2 separate regions of the Mus musculus genome follow, and region 1 is linked to region 2. A link is a loop called in an ENCODE intact Hi-C map of the cell type or tissue named here. Cell type or tissue: heart. All regions are shown on one strand.

Region 1 (5,000 bases), 240 kb after region 2:
GCAGCGTACTGTGACACTGAGCAGAGACCTGAACTGCTGAAGAACTACTTTCTCACTGTATTTCAGAGTCATCAGTTTGGCGCTTTCTTATATACTATGCTGTTCTATAAAGATGTACTAAGTTCTTCACAAATATTTCTAGTGGCTTTTTCTTAAATAGAAAGTAGGTGGGATGCTTTGATTCCTATAGTTTTAATATTTCCTAGGAGATAATTAAAGCCAGATTAAAGGAGCAGAGAGTTCGAGGCACACATAAAACTTTGAATGTAGAGATCTTCAAGTACTGCAAATGGTAGCGTGTGTTAATTAACTAGAAATGGTTCCTCTTTTTCCCTTGAATACATTCAAGCCATACATCCTTGTTAAAGTGCTTTTTAAATGCTGTGCTGAAGCCTCAAAGTAAACATTTTACCTCTGACTCCTAAAAATGTTCCAGGCTGTGGGTGTAGCCCAGGAGAAAACACACCCTTAGCATGCACATACTCACACAAAAGGAAAAATAATTCAGGGTTTTGACTGTTGAAATTTTAGCCCTTAATCCATCTAAGTACAGTATAAGCCTAAATTTTGCTTATTTGCAACAGAGAACTGAGAGTCTCACGGAAGTTATCTACGCATTTAATAAATGACTACAGATTTGTTGAATGATGACACCCAAGCTTTTTGGCTAGATCATAATTCTGACTTCACCAGAGTTTTGTGTGACCTTCAATAAGCCACGGTGTTTTCTCAGAGAGCTTTATTTCGAAGAGACATTAACCCAGTCACAGGTCCGGAAAAGCTTCTCAGGGTGCGGAGCTCCTGAAGGCACAGGCATTTTTTTTTTTTTCCTTTTTAAAAAGCACTGTCCTTTGCATTTTAGAAACACAGTTCCTGATATAGAATAAACATTGGGAATTTATGAGAGTTATTAGGTAGGTTGCATTCTTGGCAGGCTACGACCTCTTTAATGTCTTTTCTGTGTTTTTTTGATTACTAGCATATAAAAGGGTGGCCCTGTTTACTCAGAGATACGTTTCCAAAGTATTTACTAGTATTTATCTGTGCTGGGAGGAATAATTGTCTTGAGGGCAGCTTTTCTACTCAGTCACCCGGCTGAGTCCTCAGGCTTGGGATCTGGTCCCCAGGCTACAGGGAAGAGTTCGGCACGGGAAGCTCATCTTCCGGCCCTCTGATTGGCCAGTTCGCACTCCACTCACTGGTTTTCCCGCTCTGATTGGCCCCGGCAGCACCCCTTCGGCCCGCGACTACTTTGTGTGCCCTGGCTGCGCGGCTGGGTCCTCCCGCCCAGCTCGCCCTCCCGGACGGTCTGTCGGAGGTAGCCCTTCGGCACTCGGCTCAGCATCGCGGGCGTCAGGATCCCCGAGTGCGAGCGGGTAGGAAGCATCCTAGGGAAAAGCCTCTCCTCTCCTGTACTCAATAAACTTCCGCCTCCGAAGGGCTGAGGCAGCAGCGGCTGCGAACGGCCGGGCTTCGAACTCGGGCTCTGCGGGGTTCTTTCTCTTCAGATGAAGACAGAGCCCGCAGGGTAGCCGGACCGCCCGGAGCCGAGGTGGCACTGTGTGCTGGTGCCTCAGCGGATGAGCAGCAGAGAGTACCCCGAAACTAGTACAGAGCCCTATTGAGCCCCAGCGGGGTGCGCCTCTGGGTGGTGGGCCAGGCCGGCCAGGGCGTGGGGAGCGCTGCTCCCCTCAGCCTCCGACCCTCAGGCGGCCTTCGCCTGTAGAGACCAAAGCCGGAGCCCGCGCGCGGCCGCTGTCCGGCTGGAACTCGGGTCCCGCCGTGGCCCGGTGGATGCTGCAGCTCCGCTGTCCACCCGCACAGAGAGGAAGGGGACGGGGCGGAGCCTGTGCACATGCCAGGGTCGCTGGAGGAGGCCGCGGCCGGCGCATGCGCGCCCTCCCCCAGCAGGCTGGGACGCCGAGGGGCGCGCGCCCCTCTCCGCGCGCGCACGCTCGCTCGCTCGCTCCCTCGCTCGCGCCGGCCGGCGGCTTCCCCGCCTGCGCTCCCGGTCGGAGCCACTCCGGCGCGTGCGCGCGTGGTCTCGGGCCGACCCGAGTGGCCGGGTTCTCTGGGCTCCAGGCCCCCGCCGCCCCCTCCCCGGCTCCCAGCCAACCCGTCCCTCCCTTTCCTCACGGAATGGGGCCGGCGCTGCTCGGGGTCGCGCGTCCTGGACCCGGCTCGCGCTCGGTCTCGCGCTGTCAGCCGCTGCCTGGCTCGCGCCGCCTTGCGCTTTCCCTCAGTCAGTGGCGCCGAAGGCTCCGTTAAGCGGCGGCCGCGGTTCCTGTTTCCGTTTCTTCCTCTCCCTTCAGTCGGGAGTAGCATCCTCCACCCCAGCACCCCTCCCACTCTCCCGCCGCGGCCAGCTGCAGCTGGAGGCAGCGGCGGCGGCGACGGGGGACGGCGCCGACCGCCTCGCTCCCGCCTCGGGTAAGGGGGCGTTAGGGAGCCGGGCCCCGCGCGCCGCGGACTCCAGGACGGGGCGGGCGCGGGCTCTGTGGAGCCTGGGCTCGGGGCGCTCCTTCGTCCTCCCGCCGATACCGGGCCTGTTGCTGCAACTGCTGCAGCCGTTGCTCAGCCAGCGGCCCCGGGAAAAGTGGGGAGGGAGCCTCCGGGACACCCCGGCGTAGCCTTGGCCCCTTGGGTGAGGGGCGCCGCGGCGTCGGGCATCCCAGGACCTATGGGATGGGGGCGGGGTGGGAGGTGTCCCTCAGCGAATCTCTGCATCTGCCGCTCCTTGCCCCCGCAGCCGGGTCCCCACGGTCAGACCGTGGGAAGGTGGGTTCCTTTGCTTTGCTTTGCTGTGTGGGCTTCTGGGGCTGGAAATCAGAGTGAACCTGCACAAAGATGCGTTCTGGCTAGTGGCTGAGGCAGGGTAGTTAATGGCCTGGGTGCCTCGGTATCCCCTCCCTTTGATCTGCGAATGACAAGCTGGAGGCTGTGGAGTGTCTCAACTTATTTGGGAAGGTTAAATGAGTCATATCAGCTCAGCGGAGGTCTGTCCTGCTGGAGTTGGGGTGGTTTGTCGGTAGCAGCACCTGTTCTCTGGATGTGGGCTTTGCAATCCTCAGAGACGTAATTCTTAAGTTAAATGGCACTGTCATGGTTAGGGTTTCGCACCCTGGTGAGCTTTTAGCGCTTTGCCTTAAACGTGGAGGCCTTGGAGAAAAGCAAAGAAAGTAGTGTTTTTCCTTGTGTCTAATTCTGCACGTTACTTTTAAGAAAACGCAAGAAGGTGAGCCCAGGAAAACCATATCCTCCCGTACCTCCCGTAGATCACTCCGAACTTAAAGGTTTCAGGGAACAAATGCAATGGAAGTTTTTATCAATTTAAGAGTTAAATTTATCACAAGTCACTGACTTAACTTTGCCTTTGCTCCGTAGAAACTCTTAAGAAGGTTTTATTTTAGTTGTCTTGTTCTTCCTGGGGTTAAGTGCTTATTTATTTTCTTGGTTAAAGTTCTGTGTAATATGCATACTTCTTTTAAAGGGTATATCATATATAAAGTATTTTAGGGGAGAAATTATATACTGAAGCAAAGAAGTAAGATGCTTCTTTTCTTTAAGGCAACATAGGAGTCTCTGACAATAGTACGCTCCTGTACATTGCTGTCCTTCTGATAAGAAGTCTTAATTATAAATACGACAGTATTTTAACACACATATATATAGCATTTGAAATTGCAGGCCGAGTGAAAATGTAGGGAACAAGAGACGACTAGGCTGTAAGCATATGAGGGTGGCTTGGAGGTTTGGGTTTTCAGTTTGCTGTTATAAATCGAGAATTCTGTTTGAGTTGAAGAGCTGAACAGCTGGAATGAAACTTGCATAGATTGCAGGAACGTGCAGAAATGTCTTTGATCAGATAGTGAGTTAATATGAAGGGTGTCTTGTGATCTACTAGGAGAGTGATTCAAAATAACTTAAATATGACACACTACAGATTGTATTTTAAGGATTTTTTTAAAATCTAAAAGTCATTTGAGGTTGTTTTCTCTGTAAGTCAGCTGTATTTGATATATATAGAACGGAGACCAAGACAATCATTCTGATTCTATAATGTGGTCTTTAAAAAAATAAAATCTAAATAATTTTTTTCCAAAGGAGTAACAGTGACCTCAAAAGTGATGAATTTTGAAATTTTCTAGTGTGTCACAAAATGTGTGTGTGTGTGTGGTTTTTTTTTTTTTTTTTTTTTTTTTTTTTTTTAAATGCAGTTATTTTAGGTTGGTCTGGAGGGGGAGCTAGTGCCAAAGCAAAGTGTAGCTTAATAGCTGTTTGAACTTTTTAAACATCTAACCAGATTTTTATGACCAGGAGAAGTATACATTTTTTTAATTAAAACACTAGAGGTATTGATGTGGACATAGTAACTGTTCATAGTTATTTGTGGGGTGTGTATATTGGATATTAGAAATTAGTTTTAGAAATCGATCATGAATAATGAAAGCAGGTGTTTAAGTGTTTTGAGTTTCTTATCTACAATTCTGAAAATGTGTACTACAACTTGAATGTGCTGTAGCATCTCACTCCTCTCAGGCAGTGCGTTGATAGTGGACTGTGCTCCTGACCCTCTGCTCGTATTGAGTATTCTTGCTTTATAAAATCTGCACTCCCAAAAAGGTAAAACAAAAAGCCAAAAGATAAAAAGCTTCAAGCAGAGTCCTGGAGAGATAGATATATTCACTGTGTAGTGAATTCTCTCTGTTAAAACCAGATAATTTTAGTAAAGAAATGTTGGATAGTTGGACAGCAGTCTCAAGGTCATTTTGCAGCCTATTATATGTTGAATTTGTTTGAATATAGAATAGTTATTTTTATGATGTGTGACATTTTGTTTAATTTCTAAAGTATATGGGTTTGATTTGTGTCTGATCACTCACATGCTCTTTAAATCTACAAAAATTGATAATGATGTGTATTTAAAAATTATTAAAATATTTATTTTTTTGAGGGTAGTGATGAGCCTTTTGCTATTCACATTCTTAAGTAAATAGAAC
Region 2 (5,000 bases):
AGAGGAAAGAAAGTATACATATGTGAAATTGTCAAAGAACAAATTTAATCAATTAAACCTATTCCTGGTAAAACATCCCAAGGGGGATTAGCCGTGGGCAATTTAATTTTTCATATACTCAAGTGCATTTTTCAAAGTTTCCACAATGATTATAAGGAGAGGTAAGAAGGAATAGGGATGGGGGGAGAGGGGAGGAGAGAGGGGGGTGGGGAAGGAGAGGGAGAGAGAGACTGCCTAAGGTCTCTCTTAGGTAGAAAGGTAATGTGTATTCAATACTCTGATTCCAAATTTTTCTCTGTGTTCGCTTTCGCTTGGTTCTCCCTTAAGTGTGTTCTGACGTCCATTTCTGTCAAGACTTCAGGATTTAGCTCAAAGAGGGGTGGGGGGGGGGAGGGGGAGAGAAGCTCTGGCTTGTCTCAGCTTGTCTTAGCTTGTCCTTAGCTTGGTGGTGGTTGTGGCTGAGAGCGAAGATGGGCCATTTTCCTGAGATTTAGTTGCGTCTATGTAGTCGAAGGCCTTTTCCACACTCCCCATGGCGGATCTTGATGAAAGAGGCAGTCTGTGGTTCTAAACTGTTCTTGACTGTTCATGGTGGAAAATGGATGCATACCGTACCTCTCAGGGTGAACCTGAGATGAAATACCTTTAGCGGGCAGGAATGTTTGGGGCCTCTAGGTACCTCATTAGCCTGCAGAACTCAGTTCTGGGCCTAGGTGACCATAGGTCACGTTTCCTTAAATGGGGAGTGTGGCACGTGTTCAAGGCCCGGAATCTGACAGGGAGTGGGGAATCGCCTAAGTCTCAGGTGTGTACCCACCGAGTCTCCAGGTCTCAACCCGCTCTACCCACCAAGCTTCCTGGCACGGTTTTACCTCCCACAGATTTCATCTTTCTCGGGGGTGGAGTCAGGGGAAGATTGAGGTGAGTGAATAGCGCCTCCAGAGGGACATCTGAGGAGATGCCAACCCTGGGGTGGGCTGCTGATCGTGGGGTCATCGTACCTTTGGCTTTGTGGTTTGGTTCTCTGTACCCCTCACCCCTGACCCTGGAATGCCTTGATAGCTGAATAGACAGCACATGGTGAGTAGATCTGGTCTCTTGGGCTTCTGGGAGCTGGGTTTTCTCAGCCGACTTGTTTCTATAGTTGGAAACTGCTCCCCGAGGCTGTGACTGGACCCATGTACTCCTTCCTCTGGGGCAAAGGCAGGCTCCTCATCCACCCGAGCAGGATAAAGTAAGAAGGGTATGGGTCAAGGCCGGCCATATTTTTCACATCAGGAAGTCTTGGGGTTCCTACAGAGACCCCTGCTGGGATGGGGCTTTTGCACTGAGGCAGGTTTGTGAACCAAAGGAGAACAGGGAATTGGGCACTGAGGCAAGGAGGCAGAGGGCAGAAGGAGGCTTGCTTTCCGAGATGTCACAGTGTCCCCAAGTCTCCTGTCCAGCTGGTTAGACAAGAAAAAGACAGGGAAGAAGGAGTGACAGGAAGGAAGGAGGAGTGATGGGAGGAAGGAGGAGTGACAGGGAGGAAGGAAGAGTGACAGGGAGGAAGGAGGAGCAATGGGGAAGAAGGAGTGACAGGACAGTGAAGAAGATCTTTGGGTGGGACAGAGCCTCCTGAGATGGTCTAGACTATATGCTATAGAGGATATTCCAACTGGCATTCCTCATTTCCCATTTGGAGTCAGTTTTGCTGGAGTGAGACTCACTTGTGTCTACTCATGAAAGTGTCCCAGTGGTAAACATTCCGGAATTCAGTTGAGTGAAAAATTTCATTTCTCCTAGAGTTAAACAATAGTTGGGGCTGGAACGGTTGTTCGGAGGTTGTGACACATACTGCTCGTGTAGAGGACCTGAGGTCAGTTCCTAGCATCCTAGATAGCTCACAACTGCCTGTGCCTCCAGCCATAGGGAGATCTGGTACGTCTAACCCCCAGAAACAGCTGCACTCATATGCACACCCCCACCTCCCACACACATACACAGATAAAAAAAAAAGAGGCAAGTTAGAGCATGTTAGGGCTAGCTTCTGCAGCTTGCGAGAGGTCACCTGCAAAATCGTCAAAGGCTTGTGAGTCATTATGTTTGTAGCTGGTGATTGGCCATGAGGATTTACACCACAGACATTGGCAAACAGAACAAATTAGGACCTAGCCCTGCTGGAGCCCTGGTAAATTCGAATTTACCAGAATGTTCTATGACACAGAATACCATTGGCCTCATGGTTTGAGTTCGCTATGGTTTTTGAGAAGGATGACGCCGGTGTCCACTTTGAGCTTCATCTCTGATGTTATAAGGGCTGAGTACGAGATTTTGGTCTACACTATCTTAAATGAAATCTAGGTCACCTTGCCTTCGGTTCTTTCCACTTCCCTTATCTTACACATAAACGAGAGAGACCAAGGCTGATGAGGATGGAATCTCCTGCATCTGGTGTCCCTAGTACCCTGTAGCAGCTGCAGCAACCCCTCTGAGCCAGTAGTATGGGGATGTCTGAATTCTCCTAGATGCCAGCAGAGGGCACTATAGGACCAAGGATGGGTCAGTTCCAGCTTCTAGTTGTATACACTCTCTGGGGGTGCTGGAGGGGGTGGTGGTGGTGGGGAAGCCAACCAAACAAAAACTAATTTGAAAGAATTAGAAAGAGGCCGAACTGAACTGGTAACTTTTAGGTGAGGCATCAATTTAAAACATTGCAGCACTTGTGACCATAGTAAAAATCTGTAGCACTTGGCAATTTACAAGCCCTTATGCCCACACCTTTTAAACCTGACAACCCCCTGCACAGGTGTAAGTGTCGCTGGGCAGCAGGAGATGCTGGTGTGTGCTCAGGAGGTAGAGGGTCTGTGGGTCAGTCCTGGTCCTGCCACTGATTTTGGACAGGACACAAAAGATTCAGATTGCTTTTGGGAAACTGACACACAACAGACACACACACACACACATAGTACATACATCTCACACACACACACACACACACACACACACACACACACACACAGCACATATAACACACGGCTCTGCATGTACCAAGCACTCAGGAGACATTAGCAGTTGCTTATTACAGATACAACTACACCAGGCACCTGAGCTGAGTGTGAAAACGAAGCCCCAGGCCATATCATTAGTAAGGGGAAAGCCAGAGCTGAAGCCCCACCTCTTCTAACTGAGGGTTCTTGCCTCTGGCCACCAGCTGTCTCCCAGCTGTCACTGTCACAGCTTCCAGCTGTGCTGACAATTCTGTCCCCCATGCTGGGGTACTTGGGGACTCCTTGATCTACCACCCATGTCATTAATTTGCTTAGTAACTTAATTTTCTGAGAGCCCCCCCACAGTTAATGTCAGTCAGCGGCTGGCTAACTGTGCCTCATGATCTAAGTCTGAATGCTCAAAATGAGCTCCATTTGCTGCTCCGGACAGTGTAAGCCTGGTTACACAAATTCAAATGACCTCAGGGCCAGCAGGGGGTGGTGTAAAGGGATAGTGGAAATTCTGGGCCTTCTGCCACGAAGTCGCCACACAAGCCTTGTTAGCTGTTTTTCCTTCCTTCCTTCCTTCCTTCCTTCCTTCCCTCTCTCTCTCTCTCCCTCCCTCCCTCCCTCCCTCCCTCCCTCCCTCCCTCTCTCCCTTTCTCTCTCTCTCTCTCTTTCTTTCTTTCTTTCTTTCTTTCTTTCTTTCTCTCTTTCTCAGTTACAGGCTTTTTTTTTTTTTTTTTTTTTTTTTTTTTTTTTTTTTTTTTTTAGTGTGTGCATGTTCATACAGGTATATGTGTATGTGTAGCTAAAGATCATATTATATGTGTGTCAAGGTTAGAGGTCAGCTTTGCTGGTTGTGTCTCACAAGCCCTTCACCTTGCTTTTTGAGGTAAGGTCTTATGCTGTTCTGGGGCTTGCAGACTCAACTTGGCTGGTAGGTCCCAGAAATCCTCCTGCCTCCACATTCTCAGCTCTGGAATTATAGGTCGCCTGTCACCATACACCTGACTTTTTTCCCCATGGGATCCGGGGGCTGAGCTTCGTCACTGAGCCATCTCTCAGCATCCCCACCCTCTTCACAATGCTTTTCAAGCACAGAAATTATGTACTGTTATGTGAAATAGCTAAACTGATATCCCCCCCTTTTAAGCTTTATAAAAGAGACCATGAAGACCCAAATACATTATGTTAGGGCATACACATAATGCGGCTACAGGCTAGCAATCACTGTGCAAGCCTTGGGAAGGGAAAGGAGGGAGATTTTCTGGCTACCGGCACCATTCCTAGGGTCAATAAAAGCATTCTACTTCTGTGTGGAGATCTTTATCAAAGCCAGTGAATTTTGTCCAATTGGCCATTTTCTCCCTTTAGCTGAGCTAAGGAGTTTTGCTCTTTCTGAGGGAATCAGTCCCTGTCCACGCAGTGTTGGAAGTTTCTGGATGAAGAATTAGCATGCTTAGAATCTGCTGCAACCTGTGGAGCAACTAGGCAAACTTCAGACAATCCCAACCTGCTTCCCTCACCCCCAACACATACAGTACACACACCACACACCACACACACAGTATACACACACACACACACACACACAGAGTACACACACACAGTACACACACACACACAGAGTACACACACACAGTACACACACACACACACACACACACATACATACACACACACACACACACACACACACACACACACACACACACACATTCTCCCCTCTACAGAAACCTGCCTAGAGGAGCCATCCCCACTCTGAGTACTGGGCCAGGAGCCTCATTGCTGACATGTAGTAGTTCCTTTCAGTTCCAGTTTCAATTAGGACCTCATTCTTGCTTGCTCTTTAATACTCAAGACACATAAAGCCGGTACCATAGTCCCTGGAGTGAGTTAAAGCTTGTATCCAAAGTGTGTCTTATGGGTTAAGATCCAAATACCAAGATGGATGTCAGCGTAAGGAAGAACTGTGGAGCATGTCTGTGAGTGATAAAGGTGGAGAGCAGGGGTGGGTGGCAACAATGT

What was found. Hi-C counts contacts between places; a loop is a spot of excess contacts. Peaks named below come from ENCODE experiments on the same cell type or tissue, not always from the same donor. Only the 100,000 strongest peaks of a DNase experiment are listed, where the experiment ranks them.
Region 1: it touches region 2 in a loop (5-fold over the local background); 16 of 42 quality-filtered maps call a loop at or near these places.

The regions. Positions count from the first base shown.
Region 1 is chr12:77,236,824-77,241,823 of GRCm38, forward strand. It overlaps Fut8 (fucosyltransferase 8), which reads left to right and starts at 1,281. Exons shown (of 12, transcript NM_016893.5): 1 at 1,281-1,376. 9530018F02Rik (a long non-coding RNA gene) reads right to left here and starts at 2,403. Exons shown (of 1, transcript XR_003950200.1): 1 at 1-2,403. In heart, CTCF peaks have their summits at 2,235 and 4,250; DNase peaks (open chromatin) are centred at 1,208 and 1,918; H3K4me3 peaks cover 2,613 bases; H3K27ac peaks cover 2,110 bases.
Region 2 is chr12:76,997,744-77,002,743 of GRCm38, forward strand. All of the region lies in intron 1 of Gm35041 (a long non-coding RNA gene), which reads left to right. Among named protein-coding and RNA genes, the nearest start is that of Gm35041, 28 kb to the left of the region's middle. In heart, CTCF peaks have their summits at 2,496 (motif pointing right) and 3,456 (motif pointing right); DNase peaks (open chromatin) are centred at 2,508 and 3,398; H3K27ac peaks cover 202 bases; H3K27me3 peaks cover 1,300 bases.